Regions from separate parts of the Homo sapiens genome. Here region 2 is linked to region 1. The links are chromatin loops, found by intact Hi-C in ENCODE. Cell type or tissue: breast epithelium. All regions are shown on one strand. Each heading gives the region's core, and the rest is flanking DNA. Links, peaks and the distances in the headings are about the cores only. Region 1 has its middle 21 kb from the start of MGST2. Region 2 has its middle 35 kb from the start of MAML3.

Region 1 (2,920 bases), core at 214-2,713:
CTTCCTTCCCTGGGCAATGCCGTTCCCTCATTCTCCCACACTCACCCTTGGCTCCAGCCACAGCGAATTAGCTGCTGTTCCTCAAATGCAAGGAGCCATTTTATATCCCTGTGCTTTTGTCTGTGCTATTCTTGCTAGCACCAATGTCCTCCTCGTCTTCTACAGGTTTCAAAACTCAGTTTGTGTCACCTGCTTTGCATTGCCCTCCTTGAGCTCTCCCCTCTGGTATAGCTGCCTCTCCTTCTTCCTCCTCAGCACCCTGTGCAACCAGCTTGCATGACACTGAGCGGGGGCACCTCTGCTCACAGATGTTGCTGTCTGTCTTTGTCACCAAGGCGTAAGTTGCTGGACTCATTTGTCTTGTATTCCCAGTTTCCTGGACAGTGCTTGGCATGTTGTGGTGCTCAATAAAAGTGGGTTGAATGCCTATTTGAGTAAATTTCTCAATGGTGATAATTCAGTGAATGCTTTGTTTGTTCTCATCTGTGGCACTTGACCCTGCTGACCATTTCCTCCTCGAAACTCTCCTCCTTCAGTTCCTCGGTGTCACACTCCTCTGGTTCTTCTCCTACTGCTCGGGCCAGCCCCTCTCTGTCTTCTTCATTGAAATCTTCTTCTGGTCAATCTTTACTTATTGAAAAATTTTTGTATAAATGTATGGGGTACAGGTGTAATTTTGTTACATGCACAGATTGCATAGTGGTGAAGTCAGAGCTTTTAGGGTATCTGTCACCCGGATAATGTACATTGTACCCAGTAAGTAATTTTTCATCCTCCACCCCCTTCCCATCCCCCACCCATCCAAGTCTCCATTGTCTATCATTTCACTCTCTATGTCTGTGTGTACACATTATTAACTCCCCCTTACAAGTGAGAACATGCAGTATTTGTCTTTGTGTGTCTGACTTGTGTCACTTAATGTAATGGCCTCCAGTTCCATCCATGTGGCTGCAAAAGACATGATTTCATTCTTTTTATGGCTGAGTGGCATCCTAAAGTGTATGTATAGCACATTTTCTTTATCCAATCATCTGTTGATGGACACTTAGGTTGATTCCATATCTTTGCTATCGTGAATAGTGCTGGGATAAATATATGGGTACAGGTATCTTTTTGATATAATAATTTCTTTTCCTTTGGGTACATATCCAGTAGTGGAATTGCTGGATAGAATGCTAGTTCTATTTTTAGTTCTTTGAGAAATCTCCATTCAATCTTTTTTGTTTGTTTGTTTGTTTTTGAGACAGGGTCTCGCTCTGTCGCCCAGGCTGGAGTGCAATGGCGCGATCTTGGCTCACCGCAACCTCTGCCTCCTGGGTTCAAGTGATTCTCATGCCTCAGCCTCCTGTGTACCTGGGATTACAGGCAAGCACCACCATGCCTGGCTAATTTTTGTATTTTTAGGGGTTTCACCATGTTGGCCAGGCTGGTTTTGAACTTATGACCTCAGATGAGGTCTCGCTTGCCTTGGCCTCCCAAAGTGCTAGGATTACAGGCGTGAGCCACTGCGACTGGTCTTCCATTCAATCTTTACATATGATACATTGCATACAATTCACTCATTTAAAGTATACAATTCCATTGTTTTTGGTGTACTGCATTATTAAGTTATTACATATTTATTATATTATTAATTTTTGAAAATTATGGTAAAATGTATATACCATAAAACCTATCATTAAGCATTTTTACATGTGCAGTTCAGTAGCATTAAGTACATTCACATGTTGTGCAGTCATCATCACTATTTGCAAAACTTTTTCATCACCCCAAACAGAAACTCTATAACCATTAAGCAATAGCTCCCCATTCTCCACTCTCTCCAGCTCCTGGTAAACTTTAATCTTCTTTCTGTCCCCATGAATTTGCCTATTGTAGGTACCTCCTATAAGTGGAATCATACAATATTTGTGCTTTCATGACTGGGTTATTTCACTTAGCATAATGTTTTCCGGTTCATCTGTGTTGTAGCATGTGTCAGAATTTCATTCCTTTTTATGGCTGAATGATATTTCACCGTATGCATATAACACATTTTGTTTTTCCATTCATCATTTTTTTTTTTTTTTTGGAGATGGAGTCTCGTTGTCACCCAGGCTGGAGTGCAGTGGCACGATCTCGGCTCACTGAAACCTCAGCCTCCTAGGTTCAAGCGATTCTTGTGCCTCAGCCTCCTGAGTAGCTGGGACTACAGGTGAGTGCCGCTACACCCAGCTAATTTTTGTTTTTGTTTTTTGTAGAGATGGGGTTTCGTCATGTTGGCCAGGCTGGTCTTGAGCTCCTGACCTCAGGTGATCTGCTCGCCTCGGCCTCCCAAAGAGCTGAGATTACAGGCATGGGCCACCGCGCCCGGCCTGTTTTACCATTTGTCTCTTGATGGAGACAGATTGTTTCCACCTTTAGGCTTTTGTGAATCATGCAGTTATGAATGTTGGCATACAAGTATCTGAGTTCCTGCTTTCAATCCCTTTGTGTACCCACCTAGGAGTGGCATCACTGACTCATATCATAATTCTGTGCTTAGCTTTTTCAGGAACAACCAAACTGTTCTTCATAGCAGCTGCACCATTTGTTTATTCCTATCAGCAATGTATGATGGTTCCAATTTCTCCAACACCTATTTTCCATTTTTAATACCATAGCTATCCCAGCAAGTGTAAAATGGCATCTCATTGTGGCTTTGATTTGTATTTCCCTAATGACTAGTCATGTTGAGCATCTTTTCATGTTGCCATGTCTGAATGTTCGTGTCCCCCACTCCCCAAATTTTTATGTTGAAACCTAATTGCCAATGTGACAGTATTAAGAAGCTGGGCCTTTAGGAAGCAATTAGTCTTCTATGAACCAGAAGACAGCCTTCACCACACATCAAATCTGCCAGCACCTTGATCTGGGACTTCCCAGCCTCCAGAACTTGAGA
Region 2 (2,920 bases), core at 181-2,680, 540 kb after region 1:
ACAGTGTAACACAGAGCCTCAGAATTATTCCCCCCGAGGGAGGAGAGTGCTGGGGTATTTATACACCTATTCCCAAGAATCATTGGTTGAGGGCTACTGGGAGGGGAGTAGATTAATTTGCAGGCAATTTCAGCCTGCTGCATGGCTTCCCTCTCTGCTGTTCTGGGGCAGGAAAGCCCTCAGTACAGAGATGCAGATTCTGGCAGTAGGCAGTCAGCTGAAGCATGTTGGCATGTCCTAGGGACCTGGGCAGGGCAATGACAGGCACAGGGGGGAAAACCAAGGCATAGAAAATACTGTAGTTTCCATCAAGAAGCCACTACTCTAATAAGGGAGATAAGCCCATTGAAGTTTCAAAGGAAAAGGTTCATGGTGCCAAGATGTCTGCAGTTTCCAGGAGAGATCAGCACCTGGATCTCCCCAGGGTGGTACTTGCTACATTCAGGCCTTTGGTTCTCAGCCCTGAATTTGATCTGTCAGCAGCTGGAGAGTGAATTCAGAGGAACTGTTAGACTCATGTTAACCAAAACCCACAGAGTCTGAGAAGAAAACCAGAATGCCCATGTGTTGATTGGCATTCTCTCTCTGCAGGTTAAGCTTCATGAGGGACCAAATTACAATATTAAAGTGAGTTTATAAGTGGAGATTCAGAAAAATAGATGCTATAGCATCCATTGAGGAACTCTTCTCCAGCAAAGAGATAGCCTTGCCCGCAGGGTTATTTAGAGGGAAACCCTTTATCCTCACATTCCTGTCTGGCTCTGCCAAGGGTAGATTCTGGCTCCCTTATTCATAGCTTCCAGAGATACAGGGTATGCAGTGGTTAAGAGTGAAGACTCTGGAGTCAGGATGCCCCTTGTTCAAACCTTGTCCTGCCATTGCACTAGCCATGTGACATTGGGGAGATATTTAATCTCTCTGCATCTGCTCTCTCATCCATAATAGTACCTATTTTATAGAGTTGTTGTGTGGATTAAATATAATACATATGAAGAGCCTGGGATAGTATTTGATGCATAGTTAAGTGTTAGTCGTCATTATTGCTGCTATTAAGAACCCCCTTTTAAGCTGCCACAGTCAATTTAGGTATGTTAATAGTCTTTAGCAAGCTTTATGCTGTTCTTGGAACCAGTTGGTCTCGTTAAGGGGTCTTTGCAGATCTCTATAGCACAGTGCCTATAGCCTACAATCTGTTCTATATACTTAAAGTTGGCTAAGAGGGTAGATCTTTTGTTAAATGTTCTTACCAAACTACAACAGGAATAATAATAACAATAAGGATGGTGGGAGGAAACTTTGGGAGATGATGGACATGGTCATGGCCTTGATGGTGGTAATAGTTTCATGGGCGTATACCTATCCCCAAACTCATCCAGATATATATGTTACATATGTACACGTTTTTATCTAACTTCAATAAAGTGGTTTAAAAAAGAGGGGTCTTTGCTTATCATCATCCTAAGAGGTCTGTCATTTGTGTGTTGGGGAAGGAGGATGACTCATTTCTCCTTCCATTGTCCTGACTATACAGATACATAGAAAAACAACTCTATTGCAGAACAACTTGGACAGGACTCAGAGTGCCAGGAGGTGCAGAGGCCAGAAGACTCCTGGAAGCATGGAGCCGGAGCACTGCAACTGCATTCGACTGGTGGCTGAACAGGCAGCAAGCCTAGAATTTCATGTTAGGAGGGTATTTTCAAATGTTGCACAATCAAGAATATCATTAAGTGTTTGGCTCTGGAATGCAGTCTGGGACTCTGCCAAGTATATCTCTCTTACAACTTGGGGGCAAAGCAACAAATCAGAGCCACTGTCAGTTTTAGCCCTAATAAGTGAAGTGTGTTCCTTGATGGAACCAGAGATCCCAACTCATTCAAGAGGACAATAGGACCCCTTGAAGAGTGAATGAAATGCATCAATATAGAATGTACACATTCAAAAATCTATCAGTTGACTTGGTGCAGTAGCTCATGCCTCTAATCCCAGCACTTTGGGACACTGAGGAGCAAGAATTGCTTGAGGCCAGGAGTTTGGGACTAGCATGGGCGCCAAAGTGAGACCCCTGTCTCTACAAAAAATTAAAAAATTAGCCAGGTGTGGTGGTACACATCCATAGTCCCAGCTACTGAAGCTGAGGCAAGAGGATCACTTGAGCCCGGGAGTTTGAGGCTGCAGTGAGCTACGATTGTGCCACTGCACTCCAGCCTGGGCAACAGAACAAGATCCTGTCTCAAAAAAAAAAAAAAAAAAAAAAAAAAAAGGAAAACCTATGCGCTGCAAGTGGAAGGGATGTTATTGTTAAAGACCCCACACAGTCCAGGGGAATAAAAGGATTCTTGAGAATGAATGAAAAGCATCACCACAGAATATAAATGTTGAGAGAACCGTAAGGGTACTTAGCAGCAGTGAGTGTGATAGAAAGGACACAGAATGTGAAGTTCAAGTTCCACTCTCAAATGGGCTATGAGGCTTTGGGAAGTCATTTAGCCTCTCTGGACTAATATAGTCTTTCTCTGTCAAATGAAAAGTTTGACTAGTTGTTTTGTAAGATATGTTCCAAGTCTAACACTATTCTGTGATTCCCACTATTAAGATGGATAGAAGAGTGGAGGAGCTGTTTCAGTTGGAAAACAAAAATTTCAATGTTCCTTAAAATTTTTCTCCTATCAATCCACGGTCCCTGGCAAGAAATCTTCGTGTACTAAAGTGAAGCCAATTAACATTCCTTACTACTTCTCTGTCATAAATCATCGTTAACTCGGAGAAGGCAGATGGGTGAGTAGCTATAAGACATATTCTTATAGATTGGTTTGTTCATATCCCACAAATTTAATTTCATAAAACAAGAACCCTATTTCCATTCTTCAGAGGCACTGTTTACCGCAGACTCTCAGGTGTGTGTAGGCAGAAAAAATGC

Evidence for each region. Peaks named below come from ENCODE experiments on the same cell type or tissue, not always from the same donor. Only the 100,000 strongest peaks of a DNase experiment are listed, where the experiment ranks them.
Region 2: a loop joins it to region 1, with 5 times the contacts of the local background. A loop is called at or near these places in 1 of 110 quality-filtered maps.

What each region holds. Positions count from the first base shown.
Region 1 is chr4:139,643,234-139,646,153 of GRCh38, forward strand. No RefSeq gene overlaps it. Among named protein-coding and RNA genes, the nearest start is that of MGST2, 21 kb to the right of the region's middle. In breast epithelium, for the core only: no CTCF peak of the experiment used is centred there; no DNase peak of the experiment used is centred there.
Region 2 is chr4:140,187,555-140,190,474 of GRCh38, forward strand. No RefSeq gene overlaps it. Among named protein-coding and RNA genes, the nearest start is that of MAML3, 35 kb to the left of the region's middle. In breast epithelium, for the core only: no CTCF peak of the experiment used is centred there; a DNase peak (open chromatin) is centred at 1,617; H3K27ac peaks cover 694 bases.